Regions from separate parts of the Homo sapiens genome. Here all the other regions are linked to region 1. Evidence: chromatin contacts called from ENCODE Hi-C or POLR2A ChIA-PET data. All regions are on one chromosome and are shown on one strand. Each heading gives the region's core, a stretch centred on a gene start or an enhancer-like site at or near the end of the contact. The rest is flanking DNA. Distances are from core to core; before and after follow the strand shown. Region 1 holds the start of MIEF2 (mitochondrial elongation factor 2). Region 2 holds the start of CENPV (centromere protein V). Region 3 holds the start of UBB (ubiquitin B). Region 4 holds the start of MPRIP (myosin phosphatase Rho interacting protein). Region 5 holds the start of FLCN (folliculin).

Evidence for each region. A loop is a pair of places that touch in the nucleus more often than their neighbours do. ChIA-PET counts read pairs that join two places held with the same protein, here RNA polymerase II (POLR2A). Pooled maps may share reads with other maps.
Region 2: a loop to region 1 is called in a map of naive thymus-derived CD4-positive, alpha-beta T cell, with 31 times the contacts of the local background. The contact joins the promoter of CENPV here to the promoter of MIEF2 in region 1. A Hi-C loop is called at or near these places in 1 of 168 maps with a recorded cell type or tissue (naive thymus-derived CD4-positive, alpha-beta T cell). POLR2A ChIA-PET finds 5 or more read pairs at or near these places in 2 of 52 experiments (HEK293 and WTC11).
Region 3: a loop to region 1 is called in a pooled map, with 18 times the contacts of the local background. The contact joins the promoter of UBB here to the promoter of MIEF2 in region 1. A Hi-C loop is called at or near these places in 4 of 50 pooled maps. POLR2A ChIA-PET finds 5 or more read pairs at or near these places in 2 of 52 experiments (BJ and HEK293).
Region 4: a loop to region 1 is called in a pooled map, with 7 times the contacts of the local background. The contact joins the promoter of MPRIP here to the promoter of MIEF2 in region 1. A Hi-C loop is called at or near these places in 1 of 168 maps with a recorded cell type or tissue (psoas muscle) and 4 of 50 pooled maps. POLR2A ChIA-PET finds 5 or more read pairs at or near these places in 1 of 52 experiments (HEK293).
Region 5: a map with no recorded cell type shows a loop between it and region 1 (27-fold over the local background). The contact joins the promoter of FLCN here to the promoter of MIEF2 in region 1. A Hi-C loop is called at or near these places in 2 of 37 single-sample maps with no recorded cell type and 6 of 50 pooled maps.

Annotation. Positions count from the first base shown.
Region 1 is chr17:18,258,650-18,262,903 of GRCh38, forward strand. MIEF2 (mitochondrial elongation factor 2) reads left to right here and starts at 2,013. Exons shown (of 4, transcript NM_139162.4): 1 at 2,013-2,088; 2 at 4,065-4,218. The coding sequence starts at 4,072. FLII (FLII actin remodeling protein) reads right to left here and starts at 89. Exons shown (of 30, transcript NM_002018.4): 1 at 1-89. The coding sequence starts at 41. RefSeq lists a silencer at 1-180 and enhancers at 1,571-1,700, 2,322-2,942, 2,943-3,562.
Region 2 is chr17:16,351,597-16,355,850 of GRCh38, forward strand. CENPV (centromere protein V) reads right to left here and starts at 1,873. Exons shown (of 5, transcript NM_181716.3): 1 at 1,431-1,873. The coding sequence starts at 1,840. RefSeq lists silencers at 1,263-1,872, 1,933-2,082.
Region 3 is chr17:16,379,307-16,383,560 of GRCh38, forward strand. It overlaps UBB (ubiquitin B), which reads left to right and starts at 1,785. Exons shown (of 2, transcript NM_018955.4): 1 at 1,785-1,878; 2 at 2,596-3,434. The coding sequence starts at 2,602. The coding sequence ends at 3,291. LOC124903937 (a long non-coding RNA gene) reads right to left here and starts at 40. Exons shown (of 2, transcript XR_007065643.1): 1 at 1-40. RefSeq lists an enhancer at 1,485-1,764.
Region 4 is chr17:17,041,207-17,045,460 of GRCh38, forward strand. MPRIP (myosin phosphatase Rho interacting protein) reads left to right here and starts at 1,251. Exons shown (of 24, transcript NM_001364716.4): 1 at 1,251-1,765. The coding sequence starts at 1,643. It overlaps LOC124903938 (a long non-coding RNA gene), which reads right to left and starts at 1,119. Exons shown (of 3, transcript XR_007065644.1): 1 at 1,065-1,119; 2 at 575-702. RefSeq lists silencers at 816-1,275, 2,949-3,243 and an enhancer at 1,938-3,137.
Region 5 is chr17:17,235,164-17,239,417 of GRCh38, forward strand. It overlaps FLCN (folliculin), which reads right to left and starts at 2,005. Exons shown (of 14, transcript NM_144997.7): 1 at 1,749-2,005. RefSeq lists an enhancer at 2,222-2,331 and a silencer at 2,766-2,951.

The DNA of each region.
Region 1 (4,254 bases), core at 763-3,262:
TCCACGCCACGCACGAACGGCAGCACCCCGGTGGCCTCCATGGCGCCGCTCTCGCTGCCGGGCCGCGCCGGGCTAGGGAGCGCCGGGGCGAGGGCGCTGGGGGGAGCCGCGGGCTGGGCCAGCGCCGGCCCCGCCCCTTTAACCCGCCCGCGCCCGCCGCATTCCGCGGGGAAGTGTAGGCTTTAGGCCTCTTAGGGCCTCAGTTTCCCCGTCTGTTCGAAGACTGCGGAGGCACCAAGGAGTGCGGGCCCCCCCTGTGCTGGAGTTGGAGGCTTCCACGATCTCCAGGCTTAAGTCCCAGCGCCCCAGGGCAGGGGCCGTAACGGCCGCTGGTCGAGGCACCGTCACCTGCGCTGCTGCAGCACATGAAGCTGGCCCTGACCTCAGAGAGATTCTAAACCTCGGCCCCGGGGCGCAGAGGCCCAGGAAGTGCCTGTACTTGGCTGACCGGTGGTAGTGAGACACCTGGATCCTCGGGTCCTAGCTCTCCTGCTTCTGGACTTAGTTTCCTCATGTGTTGTTTTTGTTTTGTTGAGACAGGGTCTTCTTGCTCTGCTGCCCAGGCTGGAGTGCAGTGGTGTGATCATAGCTCACTGCAGCCTCGAACTCCTGGGCTCAGCCTCCCGACTACCTGGGATTATAGGCGCAGGCCACCACACCTGGCTAAATTTATTTATTTTATTTATTTTTTATTTTTTTTGAGACAGAGTCTCGCTCTGTCGCCCAGGCTGGAGTGCAGTGGCGCAGTCTCGGCTCACTGCAACCTCCGCCTCCCGGGTTCACGCCATTCTCCTGCCTCAGCCTCCCGGGTAGCTGGGACTACAGGCACCCGCCACTACGCCCGGCTAATTTTTTTTTTTTTTTTTTTTGTATTTTTAGTAGAGACGGGGTTTCACCGTGTTAGCCAGGATGGTCTCGATCTTCTGACCTCGTGATCCAACCGCCTCGGCCTCCCAAAGTGCTGGGATTACAGGCGTGAGCCACCGCGCCCGGCCTTATTTATACTTTTTGTAGACACGGGGTGCTTGCTATGTTGCCCAGGCTGGTCTTGATCTCCTGGCCTCAAGTGATCCTCTGGTATCAGCTTCTCAGAGTGTTGGGATGACAGGCGTGAGCCACCGCGCCCTACCCAGTTTCCTCATTTGTAAAATACTTTCTAAGGTTGTCACCATGAGCAAATTAACAAAGAATGCACGTGTAGCTCGCAGCATACAGCAGGCGCTCAGTGAGTGGCAGGTTATTATTCCGTTTTGTTTTGTTTTGTGCGCCAGGTTATTATTCCCACTTAGTGTCAGCACCCCTGTGCTCGTACCCCCCTACAAAGGGAGGCTCCAGAAGAGAAGCATCCGTCTTGGTCCTTGCTGTTCAAGGGGGCTCGCCCTGGCTGACACATAGCAGGACCCCAATAAATGAGCCACAGCTGTTATATGCCCAACCATCCTTCGCAGGGGAGGAGGGGGTCTAGTGTCCCCATTTTACAGGAGAAAAACTGATGCCCAGGTGGAGAATGGCCCACACAAGCTCGCACAGAGCAGGTGGCAGGGGTAGGCGCTGTGCCCCTCAGGCCCACAGGTAAGAATGAGGCCACCAAGACACTCTCTCGCAGAGGTGACCTAAGAGGTTGGATGTGCCGGGCCTCTAGCCATGTGCAGCCTCTCTACCTGGTCCCCAGAAGGAACGGGGCCCAGACAGCTTCCTCCACACCGGAGGCTCACATTACAACGCACAGACGTCCTGGAGGGTCGCCTGTCACGTCACCTGTTCGCGGTCTCGGAATGCAGCCCTGCACCTTTAAATCCAGACTGCGTCAGGGAGTCCCGCCCCAGAGGGAGTGCGGCTGTCGGCTGGGGGGCGGGACCTGCCCTTCATTGGCTGAACCGCGCAGTATTTTGGCACCTGTGCGCTGGACTCGAGCGCTCCGATTGGAGTTAGGGCCTGCTTGTCTGCGTGCTGCGAAGTCCGCGGCTGCCCCCGGGGCCCTAGTCGTTGGGTTCCAGGGTCCTTCACGTTCCATTCCCAGGCTGGTCTGAGCTCCGGGGCCGTGGTCCCGCTGCCTCCTCCGGTCGTCGTGCGGAAGCTGCGACGCAGGTACAGCTGGAGCGCGGCGGGGCGGCCCCCAGGGTCACCGGGCTCGGGGCTTGGCGCGCGACGGAACGCAGATCGGGGGCGTGGCCCGCGATCACCGCTGGGGAAGGCGGGGAGGGGACCTTTGGGGGACCAAGGGCAGCGTTCGAATCCTAGCCCAGCCCCCTTCCCCTCTCGGTCTCTTGGTTTATCCTGCGAACGGGGCGTCACCCGCCCACCTAGGGCTGCTGCGCGGCCTGCTCCGCCCGGGCCCAGGGCAGGCAGGTTTGGCGGAGGAGGGAAGGCCAAACGGCCTCCAGGGCCCCGCTGCGCAAACTTGGGTTATTTTCAGCCACCCGTGCCCTTTCCTGCTTCTCGGAGCTGGAAGGCTGTGGACTGAGGCCTGCGCGACCCCGCCAGAGATGGGGCTGAGTCCCAATTTAGACAGGTTGGGAGTATTTAAAGCGCTTTACAGTTTGCAAAGTAGATTCCTGGTCTCTCTGGGGGCGGGTGGCAGTATTGATCCCCGAGTCACCGATGAGGAGATTGAAACCGGCCCTGGGGCCGTGGCGGGTCACCCGGTTGGCCTGGGATCGCCCCAGAGACCGTCTTATTTTTAGTCTGGGGCGAATGGGCGGGTGTACGGGGCTGAGTCACACAGCGCTTCAGGCTTCAGCTACTCCAGGCATCTGGTCACCTGGCAACTGGGCCCCTGGCACCCACACTCTGGCAGGGCAGGTAGAAGTCCTTGGTGCCCGGGCAGGCTGTGACCTCATGGTCATCTGCTCAGGCCTCCCCGGGAGAGTTCTGCTTGGTGTCTAACTGATGTCCTAAGGTCCCAGCCCTTCTCAGCTCCCAGGGCCTGAGGGCAGTGTCCCCCTCGCAGAACGTGAGGAATGTGGACTGGGCCCTAGGAGATCTTTGCCTCCACTTCCCAAGTGCTGGCCCCCACCCAGCCACACACTTCAAGGCTGCCCACATCTGCCCCTCACTGCTGCCTATGCCATCTTACAGGTGAGCAAACAGGCTGGGGCCCAGGCCTTCACCTTACTTTCTGTGTTGCTTGGCCTTCCGGCAGTTGAGAAGCATCACCCACCACTACCTACACATTGTCCCAAGACTGAGAGGCCCAGAGAGCCCCCTGTACAGAGGCACTGGGCAGCCCTTTCTGCCCTGCCAAAGGGGCTTCAACCCTGACAAGCACATCTGCATTGGCCTGCCTGGGCAGCTTGGGCCGTCTTACTCTGCCCGTGCTCTGACTTGGTAGCTCTGCCTCTTGGGCTACCCTGTCAAGATTTGGGGGTAACTGGTCCCAGTGGTCCCCCAGACTGGCTGGGGCCCCAAATTGTTGGTCTTCTCTGGACTTTGGGCTCTTCTGAAGAGGTTATCATAGAGGGCTGCTGTGCCCTCTGGGTAGGAACCTTCAGATGAGGCTGCTGCTGAGGACCTGGGCACCTGGCACAGGGAGAATCCGTCAGACTCTGTGGGCGGATGAGAGTCTGGAGGCCTTGCAGTCATGGGTTGGAGACCTTACCACTCACTTGTGAGCTGGCAGCCTGTAGCTCTGTAACATAGGGGTAGTGATGATGACACCCTGGTGATGTCAGAGGTCCTGGAGGGTGGGCTCCAGGGAGAGAGGCCCCTTCCTATACCTGCACAAGCCTCAGGGCCTTTGTGAGCTTCTTTCCAGGCAGCTTTGGGAGAAGGGGCTTGGCAGCTCCCTCATCTCCTCATGAGAGATGGGGGCTTGGGACCCCAAAACCCAAGCTCATATCCCATCCCTGCCCTTTCTCAGGTACTTTACGTGATTTCCCAGGGCCTCGGTGTCCTCCCCTGTGGATGGGTGGCCCCTTTCTCTGAGAAATTCTCAGAAAGCCCCCCTCATGGGCTCAGCTCTGTTACCCAGCATAAGGACAGCTAGAGCACCTGTCCACAGCAGCCCCTCTCCCAGCCTGGCCACCTGCACCTGAGCTGCCCCTTCACCCCTGGCTCTCTTACAGGCAGACCATGGCAGAGTTCTCCCAGAAACGGGGGAAGCGGCGTAGCGACGAAGGGCTGGGCAGCATGGTGGACTTCCTCCTGGCCAATGCCCGCCTGGTGCTGGGCGTGGGCGGGGCTGCTGTGCTGGGCATTGCCACCCTGGCCGTGAAGCGGGTAAGGCCAAGTGGGCGGGTCATGCCTGAAGCTCCT
Region 2 (4,254 bases), core at 623-3,122, 1.9 Mb before region 1:
TATATATTCCCCCAAACTTTTTTCTACACAATATTTTAACGAAAATGGTACAGTTATACACACTTTTTGAATATAATTTAGTAGACTTTATAAGTACAAAGTCATGGCAATCTAGTGGGAGAAAAACAGCTTTTTTATGTCAATATTTTAAAACTTTTTCTTGACCATTTATCAGTTTGTCTTAAAATAAAAATTTATCTCAAATTTGAGTTTTACATTCTTCTTTTTTTCTGTATGCCTTGAAGACACCATGAGTTTTACATTCCTAAGGATCTTCGTATTCCTTCTGCCCAGAGGCAGCCGTCACCCTATAGGTGCTCAAATGTTTGATGGATGAACGTTTTTTAAAAATTCAGTGTGCAGTCCAAGATGAAAAACCAAAAAGTGAAGCACACAGAAAACCAAATATGTATCTTCTGTCGGGGACGACTCATCCTAAGAGAATTTCTTCCGCAAGAAGCTCAAAGGAACATGTTCAAGAAAAGAAGTAATTCTCAGGTTATGCAATTGCTAGGTTATTCTTGTCGGTTTTTTCCCCCTAGTGTTTTGATTGTTCTTTTTAATTCGTAAAATTGACACTGAAATATAATATCAGGGCGTTAAAATATCTCTCTGTAGCACAACTGTTCCCCGAGGCAGGAATCCAGATCGCATTTGGAGAAAAGAAGGCAGCCCTTTAACAGCCCAGTTAAAAGCTCTTTCCCAAATCGCGGACACTCGAGATGCTCCTCGGGCCATCTAAAAGACTGCGGAGCAGCCAGGAGGGCGAGCGGCAGGGAGCATTAGCTGGCTGAGCACATAAAAGCCTCCCTACGTAGGTATCCCCGCCGCCGCGCGAGGCCGGAGCATCTCTTCGCGCGCGCTTCTCTCCCGGATCAATAACCTCCGCCCCCTGCTCCCTCCCTGGCAGTGCCTGGAACAATGACGGGATTTTGCTTCCCAGTGAGTTCAAAACTATTCATGCTTCCTTCAACGCTTCTACCTTTCCCTTCCACCCACCCTCAAAAACACGTGTGCAAACACAAAAAAAAAGGGGATTCGGGTAAGAGAAAGCCGTGGGATTTATGTTCTTTTCACTAAGAAAGGCCCCCACACCCTTTGCGCGCCAGCAAGAGACAACGTCCCCGAGCACGATGCTTATGGCCGGGAAAGACTCTTTGTGTCCCAAGACGGCTGCGCGCGCCCTCAAGCTCCGGACGAAGCCCCCTTTCCATTCCCAGGCCACACAGCCCTAGAAGCACCGCCCCGCCCCGCCGCCCTTAGAATTAAGGAATAACCCCAGTGCTAACGGGGGAGCCGCGTCGGCTCCGTAACGTGGAAGGCTCAGAGCTGAAAGGCGCCCAAGGCCTGCACGCGGGCTGCGAGCCCGACTCCTGCCGAGGGGGTCCGCGTGGCAACGGCTCCCGCGCCCCCCGGCCCGCCGCACTCACAAGGTGTCTAGCAGGAGCTTGGCGGCACCCTCGGAGGTAAGCTTCTGCCGCTTCTGGAACGTCTCCCAGCGCTCCCGCTGCTCGCCCAGGTCCAGGTTGGACGCCGAGGACGTCGGGGTCGCGGGAGTCGGCGGCGGCGGCGGCGGTGGCGGGAGCAACGCCAGCTCAGGCGGCGGCGGCTCCCCCGGGCCCTCCTCCTGGGCCCGCGGCGACGAGCGCCTCAGCCGCGGCTTCTCCGACGGCGGCTTCTCCACCGCCTGGCTCTTGCTCCCGGCCTGGCTAGCGGAGCGCCGTGTGCGGGTGGCGCTGGGTGCCAAGGCAGCGGCCGCGGAGGCCGCGGGGGCCGCGGAGGCCCCGGACCGCTTCTGCCCGCGCAGCTTGGCGGCCGCAGAGCTCCTCGATCGCCGCATGGCTCCCGCAGCCTGGCGCGCAGGCCTCGCAGCGCGGCGCGCCCCCGCCGGCCTGCGCGCGCCCCCGCCGCCCGCCAGTCTTCAGGCCCAGGGGGCGCTGCGCCCGGCTGCCCCGCTCCGCCAGCCGCGCCCCGCAGCGCGGCGCCTGCCCGCAGGAGGGAGACCCGGCCCGCCCGGCCGCTGGGACGCACCTGCCTGTTCAGTCCCGCAGGCAGAGGGGCTGCGCCTGGGCCTACGCTCGCGATACCCAGAATCCACTCGCACCTGCGAAGGCGCCCCTGCCCTGTGTGAATCCAGCGGGCTCTTCGTACCTTCCCGACCTGGAGGGGCCTGGGTTGGGCCTGAATTCGCAGGCTCATCCGAGCGGGCAGCCTGGGGTAACTTCGTCTCCAAAAACGAGCTAATTTGTGTAAACGGCCTGCCACCTGCTACCTCCTGTGTAACAGCGGCCGAAACCATAGTTCTTCACCTTCGTCTTTTCTGTCACATTATAGAACAGTGTCATGAGGATACCAATAGTCAACAGATTTGGGGTTTCATTTTAATTAAATGAATGACCCGCGCGTCGAATTTCATTAGTATGATTTTGATGAAGGCAGCACCAAAGTTTAAAGACAAAAGGCACGAGAATCGTTGATGGAACCCAGATAGTCTTCTTCTCCTTCTCCTTCTTCTTCTTTTTTCAGACCGAGTTTCGCTCTTGTTGCCCAGGCTGGAGTGCAGTGACGCGATCTCGCCTCACCGCAACCTCCGCCTCCCAGGTTCAAGCGATTCTCCTGCCTCAGCCTCCTGAGTAGCTGGGATTACAGGCATTCGCCACCACACCCGGCTAATTTTGTATTTTTAGTAGAGACGGGGTTTCACCATGTTGGTCAGGCTGGTGCCGAATACTCCCGACCTCAGGTGATCCATCCGCCTCGGCCTCCCAAAGCGCTGGGATTACAGGCCTGAGCCACCGGGCCCAGCCTATCTTTCTTTTTTTTTTTTTTTTTTTTTTCTTTTTTGGAGTCTCACTCTGTCGCCAGGCTGGAGTGCAGTGGCGCGATCTCGGTTCACGCAACCTCCGCCTCACCGTTCCAGCGATTCTCCTGCGTCAGCCTATCTTTCTTCTTTATTCTGATTTTCTTCATGGTATTGTTAGTTTAATAGTTTATTGAATTAAAGGCATAGTTTAACTATTTTGTCTTTTTTTTTTTTTTTCCATACAGGATCTGACAGACTGGAGTGCAGTAGCGGGATCTCGGCTCAGTGTAGCCAAGAACTCCTGGCCTCAAGCGATCCTGCCGCCTGGGCCTCTGGAGTAGCTGAGTAGCTGGAACAACAGGCGGCGCCCCCCCCCCCCCCCCCCCGCCCCAGCGAATTGTTGCTATTGTTGTTTTGTAGATACCGGGTTTCCCTATGTTGCCCAGGCTGGTCTCTAACTCCTGGCCTCAAGCGATCCTCCCGCCTAGTTCTCCCCAAGTGTTGGGATTACAGGCGTGAGCCACCGAGCCCCACCTTGCCATTTTGTCGTTGTTGTTGTTGGAATTATGGTTTACACACAGCAACGTGCAAATATCTTAGATGTACAGCTTATGTGACCACCACCACTTCAGATACAGAACATTTTCAGCACACCAGAGTTTCCCTCAGGCAAAAGAAAACAGAGGCGATCACTGTTCTTTTACCACCATAGGTTGGTTTTGCTTATTCTTGAACATCATTTTAAAACGGCACGTAGGCCGGGCGCAGTGGCTCATGCCTAATCCCAACACTATTGGGAGGCCGAGGTGCTCAGATCGCTTGAGCCCAGGAGTTTGAGACCAGGAGGTGGAAGCTGCGGTGAGCTGTGATTACACCACCATATTCTACTCTGGGTGACAGAGTGAGACCTTGTCTCAAAAAAAAAAAAAAAAAAAAAAAGCTGGGTGTGGGGAGTGGTTATCCTTGAGGAGAACTAACTGGGAAAGAGAACAAAGGACTCTTCTAAGATGCTGGATATGGCCAGGCACAGTGGCTCATGCCTGTAATCCCAGCACTTTGGGAGGCGGAGGTGGGCAGGAGTTTGAAACCAGCCTGGCCAACATGGGGAAACCCTGTCTCTACTAGAAATACAAAAACTAGCTGGGCATGCTGGCAGGCACCTGTAATCCCAGCTACTCGGGAGGCTGAGACAGGAGAATCGCTTGAATTCAGGAGGTGGCGGTTGTAGTGAGCCGGAGGTTGCACCATTGCACTCCAACCTGGGCAACAGAGTAAGACTCCGTCTCAAAGAAAAAAAAAGATACTGGATATGTTCTCTACATTATCTTGATCTGGGTGGTAGTTATGGAGGTGTGTAAAACACATAAAAACACTTCAGTGTGTGTAAGACTTAGCTCAATTTAAAAATGAAGAACATGGCTGGGCATGGTGGCTCACGCCTGTAATCCCAG
Region 3 (4,254 bases), core at 535-3,034, 1.9 Mb before region 1:
CAGGCACGGTGGTTCATGCCTGTAATCCTAGCACTTTGGGAGCCCGAGGCAGGCGGATCTCCTGAGCCCAAGAGTTCAGTAACAGCCTGGGTAACATAGCAAGACTCTGATCTAACAACAAAAAAAAATTAGACCAGGAACAGTGGCTCACATCTGTAATCCCAGCACTTTGGGAGGCCGAGGCAGGCAGATCACCTGAGGTCAGGAGTTCGAGACCAGCCTGACCAACGTGGTGAAACCCCATCTGTACTAAAAAATACAAAAATTAGCCAGGCATGGTGACACGCACCTGTAATCCCAGCTACTCAGGAAGCTGAGGCAGGAGAATCGCTTGAACCAGGGAGGTGGAGGTTGCAGTGAGCCACATCACGCCACTGGCCTTCAGCCTGGGTGACAGAGTGAGACTCCGTCTCAAAAAATAAATACAAAATTAAAAAGCCAGGCGTGGTCCACGGTCCCAGCCACTTGGGAGGCTGAGGTGGCAGGATAACTTGAGCCCTGGAGGTCAAGGCTGCAGTGAACGGTGATCACACCACTGCACACCAGCCTGGGGACACAGCCAGACTTTGTCACAAAAAAGCAAAAACAACTGGCCAGTGTATGAGGGGCTCGTGTTTTTTGTTTGTCTGTTTGTTGAGACAGAGTCTCACTCTGTCGCCAGACTGGAATGCAGTGGCACATTCTCGGCCCACTGCAATCTCTGCCTCCTAGGTTCAAGCAATTATCTGCCTCAGCCTCCCAAGTAGCTGGGATTACAGGCGCCCGCCACCACGCCCGGCTAATTTTTTTGTATTTTTAGTAGAGACGGGGTTTCACCACCTTGGCCAGGCTGGTCTTGAACCCCTGACCTCATGATCCACCCGCCTCGGCCTCCCAAAGTGCTGGGATTACAGGCGTGAGCCTCCGCGCCCGGCCAGGGGCGCGCGTTTTTAAAACATGGGAGAGGGAATTGTGCTTCACAATCACCATCAGGTGTCTCGATATCGGGTGCCACGCCGTCCCGCTTCTGAGGCGCGGCGGCCCACTTTGGCAGGCCGAGGCGGGTGGATTACCTGAGGTCAGGAGTTCGAGACCAGCCTGACAAACATGGTGAAACCCCCGTCTCTACTAAAAATACAAAAAATTAGCCGGACGTGGTGGCGCATGCCTGTAATCCCAGCTACTTGGGAGGCTGAGGCAGGAGAATCGCTTGAACCCGGGAGGCGGAGGTTGCGATGAGCCGAGATCGCGCCATTGCACTCCAGCCTGGGAAACAAGAGCGAAACTCCGTCTCAAGAAAAAAAAGGAAAGACCCCCCCTCCTTCTCCCGCCGGAAATACCCTCTTTCAGGACGGCGCGCCTGTGCGGCGCACGCGCGCTCAGTTACTTAGCAACCTCGGCGCTAAGCCACCCCAGGTGGAGCCCAGCAACAACAGAGCCACCGCGTCCCCCACCAATCAGCGCCGACCTCGCCTTCGCAGGCCTAACCAATCAGTGCCGGCGCTGCAAGGAAGTTTCCAGAGCTTTCGAGGAAGGTTTCTTCAACTCAAATTCATCCGCCTGATAATTTTCTTATATTTTCCTAAAGAAGGAAGAGAAGCGCATAGAGGAGAAGGGAAATAATTTTTTAGGAGCCTTTCTTACGGCTATGAGGAATTTGGGGCTCAGTTGAAAAGCCTAAACTGCCTCTCGGGAGGTTGGGCGCGGCGAACTACTTTCAGCGGCGCACGGAGACGGCGTCTACGTGAGGGGTGATAAGTGACGCAACACTCGTTGCATAAATTTGCGCTCCGCCAGCCCGGAGCATTTAGGGGCGGTTGGCTTTGTTGGGTGAGCTTGTTTGTGTCCCTGTGGGTGGACGTGGTTGGTGATTGGCAGGATCCTGGTATCCGCTAACAGGTACTGGCCCGCAGCCGTAACGACCTTGGGGGGGTGTGAGAGGGGGGAATGGGTGAGGTCAAGGTGGAGGCTTCTTGGGGTTGGGTGGGCCGCTGAGGGGAGGGCGTGGGGGAGGGGAGGGCGAGGTGACGCGGCGCTGGGCCTTTCCGGGACAGTGGGCCTTGTTGACCTGAGGGGGGCGAGGGCGGTTGGCGCGCGCGCGCGTTGACGGAAACTAACGGACGCCTAACCGATCGGCGATTCTGTCGAGTTTACTTCGCGGGGAAGGCGGAAAAGAGGTAGTTTGTGTGGTTTCTGGAAGCCTTTACTTTGGAATCCCAGTGTGAGAAAGGTGCCCCTTCTTGTGTTTCAATGGGATTTTTATTTCGCGAGTCTTGTGGGTTTGGTTTTGTTTTCAGTTTGCCTAACACCGTGCTTAGGTTTGAGGCAGATTGGAGTTCGGTCGGGGGAGTTTGAATATCCGGAACAGTTAGTGGGGAAAGCTGTGGACGCTTGGTAAGAGAGCGCTCTGGATTTTCCGCTGTTGACGTTGAAACCTTGAATGACGAATTTCGTATTAAGTGACTTAGCCTTGTAAAATTGAGGGGAGGCTTGCGGAATATTAACGTATTTAAGGCATTTTGAAGGAATAGTTGCTAATTTTGAAGAATATTAGGTGTAAAAGCAAGAAATACAATGATCCTGAGGTGACACGCTTATGTTTTACTTTTAAACTAGGTCAAAATGCAGATCTTCGTGAAAACCCTTACCGGCAAGACCATCACCCTTGAGGTGGAGCCCAGTGACACCATCGAAAATGTGAAGGCCAAGATCCAGGATAAGGAAGGCATTCCCCCCGACCAGCAGAGGCTCATCTTTGCAGGCAAGCAGCTGGAAGATGGCCGTACTCTTTCTGACTACAACATCCAGAAGGAGTCGACCCTGCACCTGGTCCTGCGTCTGAGAGGTGGTATGCAGATCTTCGTGAAGACCCTGACCGGCAAGACCATCACCCTGGAAGTGGAGCCCAGTGACACCATCGAAAATGTGAAGGCCAAGATCCAGGATAAAGAAGGCATCCCTCCCGACCAGCAGAGGCTCATCTTTGCAGGCAAGCAGCTGGAAGATGGCCGCACTCTTTCTGACTACAACATCCAGAAGGAGTCGACCCTGCACCTGGTCCTGCGTCTGAGAGGTGGTATGCAGATCTTCGTGAAGACCCTGACCGGCAAGACCATCACTCTGGAGGTGGAGCCCAGTGACACCATCGAAAATGTGAAGGCCAAGATCCAAGATAAAGAAGGCATCCCCCCCGACCAGCAGAGGCTCATCTTTGCAGGCAAGCAGCTGGAAGATGGCCGCACTCTTTCTGACTACAACATCCAGAAAGAGTCGACCCTGCACCTGGTCCTGCGCCTGAGGGGTGGCTGTTAATTCTTCAGTCATGGCATTCGCAGTGCCCAGTGATGGCATTACTCTGCACTATAGCCATTTGCCCCAACTTAAGTTTAGAAATTACAAGTTTCAGTAATAGCTGAACCTGTTCAAAATGTTAATAAAGGTTTCGTTGCATGGTAGCATACTTGGTGTTTTGTCATGAAATTCTCTAGTGATGTGTGGGTACGCTTAAAACTGGTGAAAATGTTTAGGGATTTAATTTTGAGATTGGTAATGTGCTCAAAGTTAAGTCACTTGACTTTGGTATACACTTGGGTGGGCTGAGGGGCAAGAGCCTTCTTTGCTGTTTAAGTCATTACAAGTTAGGATCCTGGGTAAATGGCAAACTTTCTGAAGCTCGAATTTAAAGTCTGTTGGGAGGCCGAGGCAGGCGGATCACGAGGTCAAGATATGGAGACCACCCTGGCCAACATGGTGAAACCTTGTCTCTACTAAAAGAAAAAAATTAGCTGGGCGTCGTGTCGCCTGCCTGTAGTCCCAGCTATTCGGGAGGCTGAGGCAGGAGAATCACTTGAACCTGGGAGGCAGAGGTTGCAGTGAGCCGAGATCGTGCCACTGCACCCCAGCCTGGCGACAGAGCAAGACAACATCTCAAAAAGTTGGATATGCAGGCTTTTTAAAAGATGGTCTTGCTCTGTAGTCCAGACTGGTATACAGTGGCACGATGACAGCTCACTATCATTCCTGGGCTCAAGTGATTGCAGGCATTTTCTTTACATTGAAGGAAAGCAAATGTGCCTGTTGAGACCTAATCAAGGATTGCTGGAGAAACAAAGTTTTGATTGAGGCTGCTTGAATAGTGGTAACGTAACTGCTTTCAGTTCTGCAATTAATTGGGTGACTATGAGCTGTGTGTTTATTGCTCTGTAGTGTATTACACCAAAGTGTTTAACCTGGGTGGTAGTATGGGACCATAATCTTGTCTCTTTGCTGTATATG
Region 4 (4,254 bases), core at 1-2,500, 1.2 Mb before region 1:
ACCAGATGATCCGTGGAAAAGTACACAGCTCTGGAAGCATTTGCTACTTCTCCTCCTAAAACCTCCTCCATTCCCTGAGCGACAGCTGCTGTGGCTGCCACTACCACATGCTCCAATGTCACCTCCTCCGTGAAGGCTGGGTTAGCTCACCCCCCTGTTTAAAGACTCACCATGACTCCCAGCTGCCAGTGGGATGACATGTGCACGCCTGGGCTTGGAATACAAGGCCTGGGTGATAGAGCCCTCTTCCAATCCCTCTTGCTCCTTCTTCCCCTATCTCCACTTCCAGCCACACTCAACCCTCTCACTGTCCACTTAAACTTCCCCTCCTCCTTGAAGCCACCCGAATTTTTCTAAAGAGCGCATTTCTCCCCTCTCTGGGCTCCTGCAACCTTCTGCCTGAGCCTTTGACAGCCTTTTCCAGGTTGTCTTTTGGCCAGGAGGCTGGACAATGGAGGACGGGAGTGACAGCTCGGCCCCTTCCTAGCAGAGTGATCCTACACAAATTACTCCAGGTGTCTGACCCTTCATTTCCTCAAGCACATCATGGGGGAAAGAATGCCTAGCTCAGCACCTGGCAGAGAGTCAGCCTTCGCTCATCTCCCCTAATGGAGCTGACAGCTCTTCAAGTCCGCTGACATCTTCTCTTAGTCATCCCTTGAAATACTACCCGCTGTTACTTCTCTGCTCCTCAGTCTCCTCCTATGTAAAATGGGGATGAGAAAGGAGAGGTTGCGAACCTTTAATGAGCGAGCCCTTGGAGTATCCAGCCCTTCCCGACGCTAACTGACTCCTACGAGGGGGCCTGGTACACAGTAGGTGCTAAACTAATCCTCTCCGAGCTGGGCTTGGGGAAGATGCCTCCGTTGGGTGTACAGCGTGGGCGCGGGAAGGCGAGCCTGGGAGCGAGGGGGTTGCAGAGAGGCAGCCTGAGGTCGGCTCCGCCTTCCCCCGCATCCCCCGCCCGGGCCCTGCAGCTGTCAGCCCGGCCGGCCTCGGCGCCAGTCCACCAAACCTGAACGTCCCATGCCGGCGCCCCCACCTTCCCGGCCTGCACAACTTACCTTGCGCTCGGCGGCCCTCGGTCCCGCCCCCGACTGCCATTGGCCCAGAGGTTCCTTTGTTAGCGAGAGCGCGCCAACCCCATTGGCCGGTGGGGCTGCCGATCGCGTCGGGCGCGGCCCCGCCCCGTACGCCCCGGCACCTCCCCGCGCCCGGCCGCCCGCCCGCCCGCCCGCCCGCCCGCCCCCGTAGTGCGTGAGGCGCTCCGGTCCCATTTGCAGCGGCCGCGGGGCGCCGAGGGCAGCTGCGGCGGCGCGGACGAGCCGGGACGGCGGCGACCGGAGCCTGAGAGGCGGGCCGCAGCGGGAAGCAGCGGGCCCGAGGCCGCGTCCATGGGCCCGCGGCGGCCGGGCGGCGGCGGTGCGGGCGGGAGCTGGGCGTCGCGCGCGCTGTGAGGCCCGGGCGGCTCAGGAGCCTCGGCGCGTGCAGCGAACCGCCCGCCGGGAAGGAGGCCGGGCCGGGCCTGCGGCGGGGCCGGCGAGGGATGCGGCGCGGCCGCGCTGAGCCCCTAGCCCGCCGGGAGCGCCAGGCCGGCCAGGCCTGCGCCGCCGCCGCCGCCGCCGTCGCCGCCGCGCCGACCATGTCGGCAGCCAAGGAGAACCCGTGCAGGAAATTCCAGGCCAACATCTTCAACAAGAGCAAGTGTCAGAACTGCTTCAAGCCCCGCGAGTCGCATCTGCTCAACGACGAGGACCTGACGCAGGTGAGCGACTGGGGCCGGCCCGGACACCTCCGTTCTGGGAGCCGCGGGTCGGCGGCCGGGGCGCCGCCAAGGGCTGCAGGGAAAATAAAAATGGAGCAGGGAAATGCGCGAGTCCTGGGGCATGGGGACGGGGACGGGAAGTGCATTGACAGAGCTGGGACAAAGGGAAAATCCTCGAGTATGCCGAAAAATAACATCCTTTCCCGTTCCCATTGCCCGGCTGTGTGATTCATGCTTTTTGGGTGACTCAAAAGTGCCTGGTTTCGCTTAGTAGGAACAAAGCGCTTAGGGATTGCATGCCGCTTGACGGGACCCCCCTGAGATTCTGGCTTGGGACTGGACTTGGATTTGTCCAGCCAGAGTGGCCCAGGGGTCGGATTGTTGGGGAGGACTGTGGGCTTCCGTCTAGTGGGACGCAGCCTGCCCCGATTCTGAATCATCGTCACTGTCAAGCACTGGAGAGAGGTGAAGGGGTGTCCAAATCTGGCGAGGAGGGTCTTGTTCTTGAACTTAGTTTGGCAGGCCGTAGTTTAGCGGGGAGCTGGGACCAGTTCCCTGGTCACTGGCCGAGGGGTGAGGAGACCTGTGGGTCCTCGGGAAAGTTGATTTCTGTCTCCCAGCCTTAACTGTCAAACAGGGCTTTGAACTAGTTATGACTCCCAAACGTGCATTAGAGTCATAGCCATTAAACACAGAGTTCTGGGGCCCCCGCCCTGGAGTGACTGGGGAGATGGGGAATTTGTATTGATGAAAGGCTCCAAGAGGCTTGGCTGCAGCCCCCATGGCCCTTGGGAACCCCTGCAGTGATTGCTGTTTGAACTCCTAGTGTTCCAGGATTCCGAGCCTTGTGTGCACCTCCTTGGGATGTGCCTCGGTACCCTCCCCACGGCCATCATCTCCATCCTCTTCAGAGCTTTCTCTCAGCCTCCTGAATGAAGCCAGGGGAAGTCCCTTCACATTCCAGTCCAGTGTGACCTAGTTGTAGCCACTCCTGTCGCAGAAGAACCCCTTAGACTGAAAACGAGTGAACGGGCCTGGTTGTTTTTAATGCCACTTCAGTGCACCCAGGGTTTGACTTGTTTACATGGCCGACTGGAGTAGGGTGGTGGGGCAGGGGTTACGGCCTGGGGCACGGGGCCTTTCTCTGAGGTCAGGTTTCCAACTGCCAGGAAAAGATTCCTTTCATCTAAACCCCAAAAGCTTAACGAAACACTCAAGGCTGCAAAGTCATAGATGGTTAAGATACCAAGGGTTTTAAGGACGGTCAGCTTGGGACGGATAGAACTCATTTACCTCGGAGGGTGTTTTGGAGTGTAAAGGAGAACTTGATTCCTTCTTCTCATCTGGATGCTTTTTTGGATGAAACAGTTTATGCGATGAGGAGTTGTTAGGAGACTTTGCTTCAGGTCTTGGCTGTCACTTCCAGCTGTGTGACCTTGAACAAATCCCTTTACTTCTGTATCTTTTAATTTCCTTATCTGTAAATTGGGAATCCTGGTCCCTGGCTTACCTCCTTCACTGAGCATTTGTGAAAAGCAAGAAATGATATTTTATGAAACTTTTTTCTCTTACAATTTAACAAACCAAAAAAACCTGCCACTTTAAGAAGTTTCTGGGCAAGGGTTGTTCTGAGAGAGGTTTGTAAGTTTCCTGGTTATTCTAAGCAACTGTCAAAATTGGTAAATTTACACCTCATAGGGGCTGTTTTCGAATTCTTAAGCTTAGATAAACTAGGATGGAATCTGCATGTTTGAGTCCAATCTGCTAAGATTTTTTTTAATCTGTTGATTATTAATTGGATTCACGGGGAGAGGCAAACTTAAAATACTGTACTCTCACTGTATTCAAAGTTGAATTGTGGGTTTTGAAACAGGCCTGAGACCTTCAGGGCACAACTGGAATGGTAGTTTCTGAAATAATGAGTGGGGTTATTTGTGCTGGGAGAGGTTAGCCCAGCATTCTACCTCCTGGGATCTTTCAGGAAGAAACTGCTCTTGAAAAGAGAGGAGGGAGACTCAGGGCTGTTGCCAACAGCCTTCTCTGCTGCTCTCTGCATCCGGCCCTCCCTCTCACTCTCATCCTTATGGCTCCATTAGAAAACCTCAACCAATCGGTTCCCATCAGTCTCCCCCAAGCCCCTGCTTCCTGCTGCCCCTCCCAGCCTGGAGCTTATTTTAGACCGTCAAAGCTGGAAGATACATCAGCCACCATCGAGGCCACTCCCTCCTTAAGAGGAGAGGATACTGGGCCCAGGGAGGTGGTGGGCAGCCTTGGCCGGCTTTTGCTCTGGAGATGTCATCTTCCCAGGAGCAGACATTTCTCTGAGCCTTTTGGTTTGAGGTTTATTTCCTCAGCTGTGGGTTTTGTTTGTTTGTTTTTCCCCTAGAGAGGCACAGAAACCTCTTGCAGGGACTGTATTATGGCATCAGACCTGGAAGGGACTTGGAGATCAGCTAATGTAACCACTTCCTCTTACCGGTGAGAAGATT
Region 5 (4,254 bases), core at 755-3,254, 1.0 Mb before region 1:
CAGCTACTGGGGAATCTGAGGCAGGAGAATTGCTTGAACCTGGGAGACGGAGGTTGCAGTGAGCTGAGATCGCACCATTGCACTCCAGCCTGGGCAATAAGAGTAAAACTCCATTTCAAAAAATACAAAATACGAAAATTAGCCAGGCCTGGTGGCACGTGCCTGTAGTGCCAGCTACTCAGGAGGCTGAGGCAGGAGAATCGTTTGAGCCTGGAAGCGGAGGTGGCAGTGAGCCGAGATCGCATCACTGCACTCCAGCCTGGGCGACAGAATGAGATTCTGTCTCCAAAAAAGAAAGAAAGAAAGAAAGAAAGCAAAAGCACTTGTCAGACGAGAGCTCTGACTCTGACTCCATGGATCATGTGCACCAGAGGCCCAGGCAGCCCCTGAAAGAGAGGGAGGTGCCCTACAGAGCACTTAGCTTTGCGGTCACCGGAGCCTGCCCTCACCAGCCAGGTGACACCAAGTGTTACTAGACCTCTCTGAATACCACCCAAAAGCTGAGAAACAGAGGCCTCTCAGAATTCGCATTACACATGGAATCAGAATTCTGGGCAGCGTGAGGTCATTCTTCACTCACTGTTCAATTCCAATCTCTACCAGGTGTTTGCTGAAGAAAACAAACTGGTTTGAGTGTGTCTCACGAGTCTGTTTCCAACAAGCTTTCCAGAACCCACATAGGAAGCCGAAATGCCCTGGCTGACAGTCTCTTCATCAACATATCCAAAGACAGTATTCAAATTCCCTGATGTGGTAGAGTGTCTGTTCATGTCCCCCTCCCACAATGGCTGAGTCCCAGACCTGGACAGTGACCTCACCACCACCCGTGGTGCGCCCTGGCCCTATTTCAACCCTACTTCCTATGGTGTTCTCATAGCACCGTGGAGAATTAAAGAGGCCACTAAGTAAGGGCACTCTAAATAAACAAAGCACTATAACGGATCTTAACCAGCAGTGGACACACAGCTTCTATAACTAGTCTCCCACTGGGGAGCCTCATTAAGTTAGCAGCTGGGATCCCAACAAGCCCAGGGTGAAAAGTTCTGCAGGGGATGACTGCCAGTTCAGATCCACTCTCACTGTGGCTCTATTTCCACCGTTTCCCTGGATTTCCATTCACAGAGCTCCCTGACATAGGACACTAGAAGGGCAAACGCAGTGTCACCTGCCACTATTACTCAATTACTTGATGACCACGGTGATAATCTGGCACTAAACTGGCTGTGGCCAAAGGCTAGAGAGCCAGAACCTACTTCCAGCAAGCTCCTCCTTGCCCTGTGTCCCCACTTGAAGAGACTGCTAGTGACCACACCTTGGACTTCAATCCACAAGCCAATCCATTCTTTCCAGGAGACAAGGACGCGACTGACAGTACTCTCAACTGGAGAGAAGCGCGGTCTTCCACCCTCCCTGGAGGACACGGTGCTACCCTATTAGCGCATCAGAGGACCCTCCTGAACGCCAAACTGGGAGAAGAGGATGACACACACCCTCTCCTCCAAACAGAGCGAAGACAAAACCTGGGAGAAGGGAAGGCAAACAGTCCCGTTTCATGGCAACATCAAATGAGATCACAGTCCTCATCCCCATAGACTTGGTTAATGGGCGTGCCCCCAACCTATCTTCAAATCTCAGGGTCTCGGCGACGCCCTGGACTCTGGCCCTAAACCCTCCCCCATTACTCGTCCACCTGGGACCAACGAAAACTCGGACATGCCCCTCCGCCAACCCCTCAGACCCCCGCCTACCTGCTCCCCAAATCGAGGCCCGCGGGACACCTGGACTCGGCAGCCGGGGTCCCGCTCTGGGTCCCAGCCCCGCCCCTGACTGCGCTGGGTAGGTGGTCGCTGCGGGACCCGGACCGGCGGAATCACACCCAGAGCCCCCAAGCCCACGGCAGGGATGTCACCCGGGGTGGCGAGGCTCTCAAGCCCGGGTTCAGGCTCTCAGGGGAGCTGGCAGAACCAGGAGCGACCACACTCACTCGCGGTCCCGCAGCCCCGCCGACACCCAGGCGCGTGACTCCCTGAGCCGTACCACCACCCAACACTGCGGTGGGGGTGCGGGAGCCGTCCGAGCGCGTCCTGCACCGCGAGGAGAGCCGGGCCTCCCTAGCTCTCGCAAGCCCAGGAACACAGTCCGAGTCCTACAACTCCGAGGTCTGACTGGGAAGCAGGGGCCGCTGCCCGACAATTACCCTTTTCCACCGCCCCTATTCCGGTGCCCCCCTCTGGGAAGTTCCGAATGGTTCAGACCGCACCAGCTGGGGATGCTGGGGGAAACCATTTCATTAAGCGCGGGAGTATGCTGAAACTTAAAAATCATTTTAAAAAGAGATTTGAGGGTAAATATAGCCAACCTAAGGCTTCCTGTCCACATAAAAGAGAAAAATAAAGAAAAAACGTTATAAGAGGTTGGCAGGCTTTTTTTTTTTGCTTCACCAATGGTTTTTATTAAATTGCTGATGGAACCCGTCCTCTCCCTACATTGAGAGTATGGAAGGTGCGGGAGACGGCCGTCACGTGACGCGGAGAAGGCGCGGCGCCCGTGGGAGGTTGGTTGCAGAACTCGGAACCGCTGTGCGCGCGCATGTGTGGGATTCGGTCTTCCTCCCTCAGTGGGTCTTTTTTAAAAATGTGAAAATCAGTTTTTGAATAATATTCTTTTTTTGAGACAGAGTTTCGCTTTCGCTCTTGTTGCCCAGGCTGGAGTCCAGTGGCGCGACCTCGCCTTACTGCAACCTCCGCTTCCCGGGTTCAAGCGATTCTCCTGCCTCAGCCTCCCGAGTAGCTGGGGACTACAGGCGTCCGCCACCACGCCTGGCTAATTTTTTGTATTTTTGCAGAGACGGGTTTTCACCCTTTTGGCCAGGCTGGTCTTGAACTCCTAACCTCAGGTGATCCACCAGCCTCGGCCTCCCAAAGTGCTGGGATTACAGGCGTGAGCCACCGCGCCCGGCCTGAATAATATTTTTTAAAACTAGAGCGCCCATTACTAAATTTAGCTACTTAGAAGTTAATTGTAAAGCCATTAGTTTGTGATGTAGTGTGGGTCCTTCCAGTGAAGACCGGAGAGAGATGGGAATCAGAGCCTGACCCGCCTGTGCGCGCTGCCCCCTGAGGTGTGGCTGCCCCCTGAGGTGTGGCCGCCCCGGAGCCTTCCGCCGCGGCCGAGGCTATGGTTGCCGCAGAGTCTCCAGAATGTGCTCACCAGGAATAGAATAGAAAAGTGGGTGGTTGTGTTTTTGAAATCAGAAGTCACTTATTTTTTTCTCTTTAAATTTCCATGTTCTGGTCGGGCGCGGTGGCTCACGCCTATAATATCCCAACACTTTGGGAGGCCGAGGTGGGCGGATTACGAGGTAAAGAGATGGAGACCATCCTGGCCAACAGGTGAAACCCCCTCTCTACTAAGAATACAAAAAAAATTAGCTGGGCGTGGTGGCACACGCCTGTAGTCCCAGCTACTCTGGTGGCTGAGGCAGGAGAATTGCTTAAACCCGGGAGGCAGAGGTTGCAGTGAGCTGAGATCGTGCCACTGCACTCCAGCCTGGCACAGAGCGAGACTCCATCTAAAAAAAAAAAAAAAAATCCATGGTCTGTTGAAAACGGGACACGAGAAAAGAACGAAAGTGCAGCTTGTGTTTTCTGCCGTCTTATAGTGGCTTGGTAAAGATTAAGGAATATGGGGTGGCGTTACGAGGTTAGGCATTGCCTTTATGTGTTTAATTATTCTTATCAAGCGAATTCCTCTTGCTGTTGGACAGCGCAAACTTAATTTCTGAGGAGGTAGTAAGTTACAGGGTGATTTTATTTTATTTTATTTTAGAGACGGAGTCTTGCTATGTCTCCCAGGCTGGAGTGCAGTGGCGCGATCTCGGCTCACTGCTACCTCCACCTCCCGGGTTCAAGTTCTTGAAACTAATGTTTGTTAATGAGATTTTTAAGTCAAGAACAAGGTTTTTTTCACCTTGTAACTTTAATTCCAGGAATTACCTTTTTCAGTTTGTTAGTGGAGTTCACCACCTTGCTCAGATTATCCTTATTTCCATGGTGATAGGCTAATGGCGGAAGGTTATTCAACTAGTGTATTTTCAGTAAAAGTCAATGTGCATTTACCACACCTGGGCTCAATTTAGGCCATTAACATCTTTCCCAACACCACTGGCTTCAGCCACCTACCTCTTTTGGAGGTACTTTCTTAAATAAACCTATAAATCTTTAAAAAAAAAATTAACAACTGCCAAATCTTTGC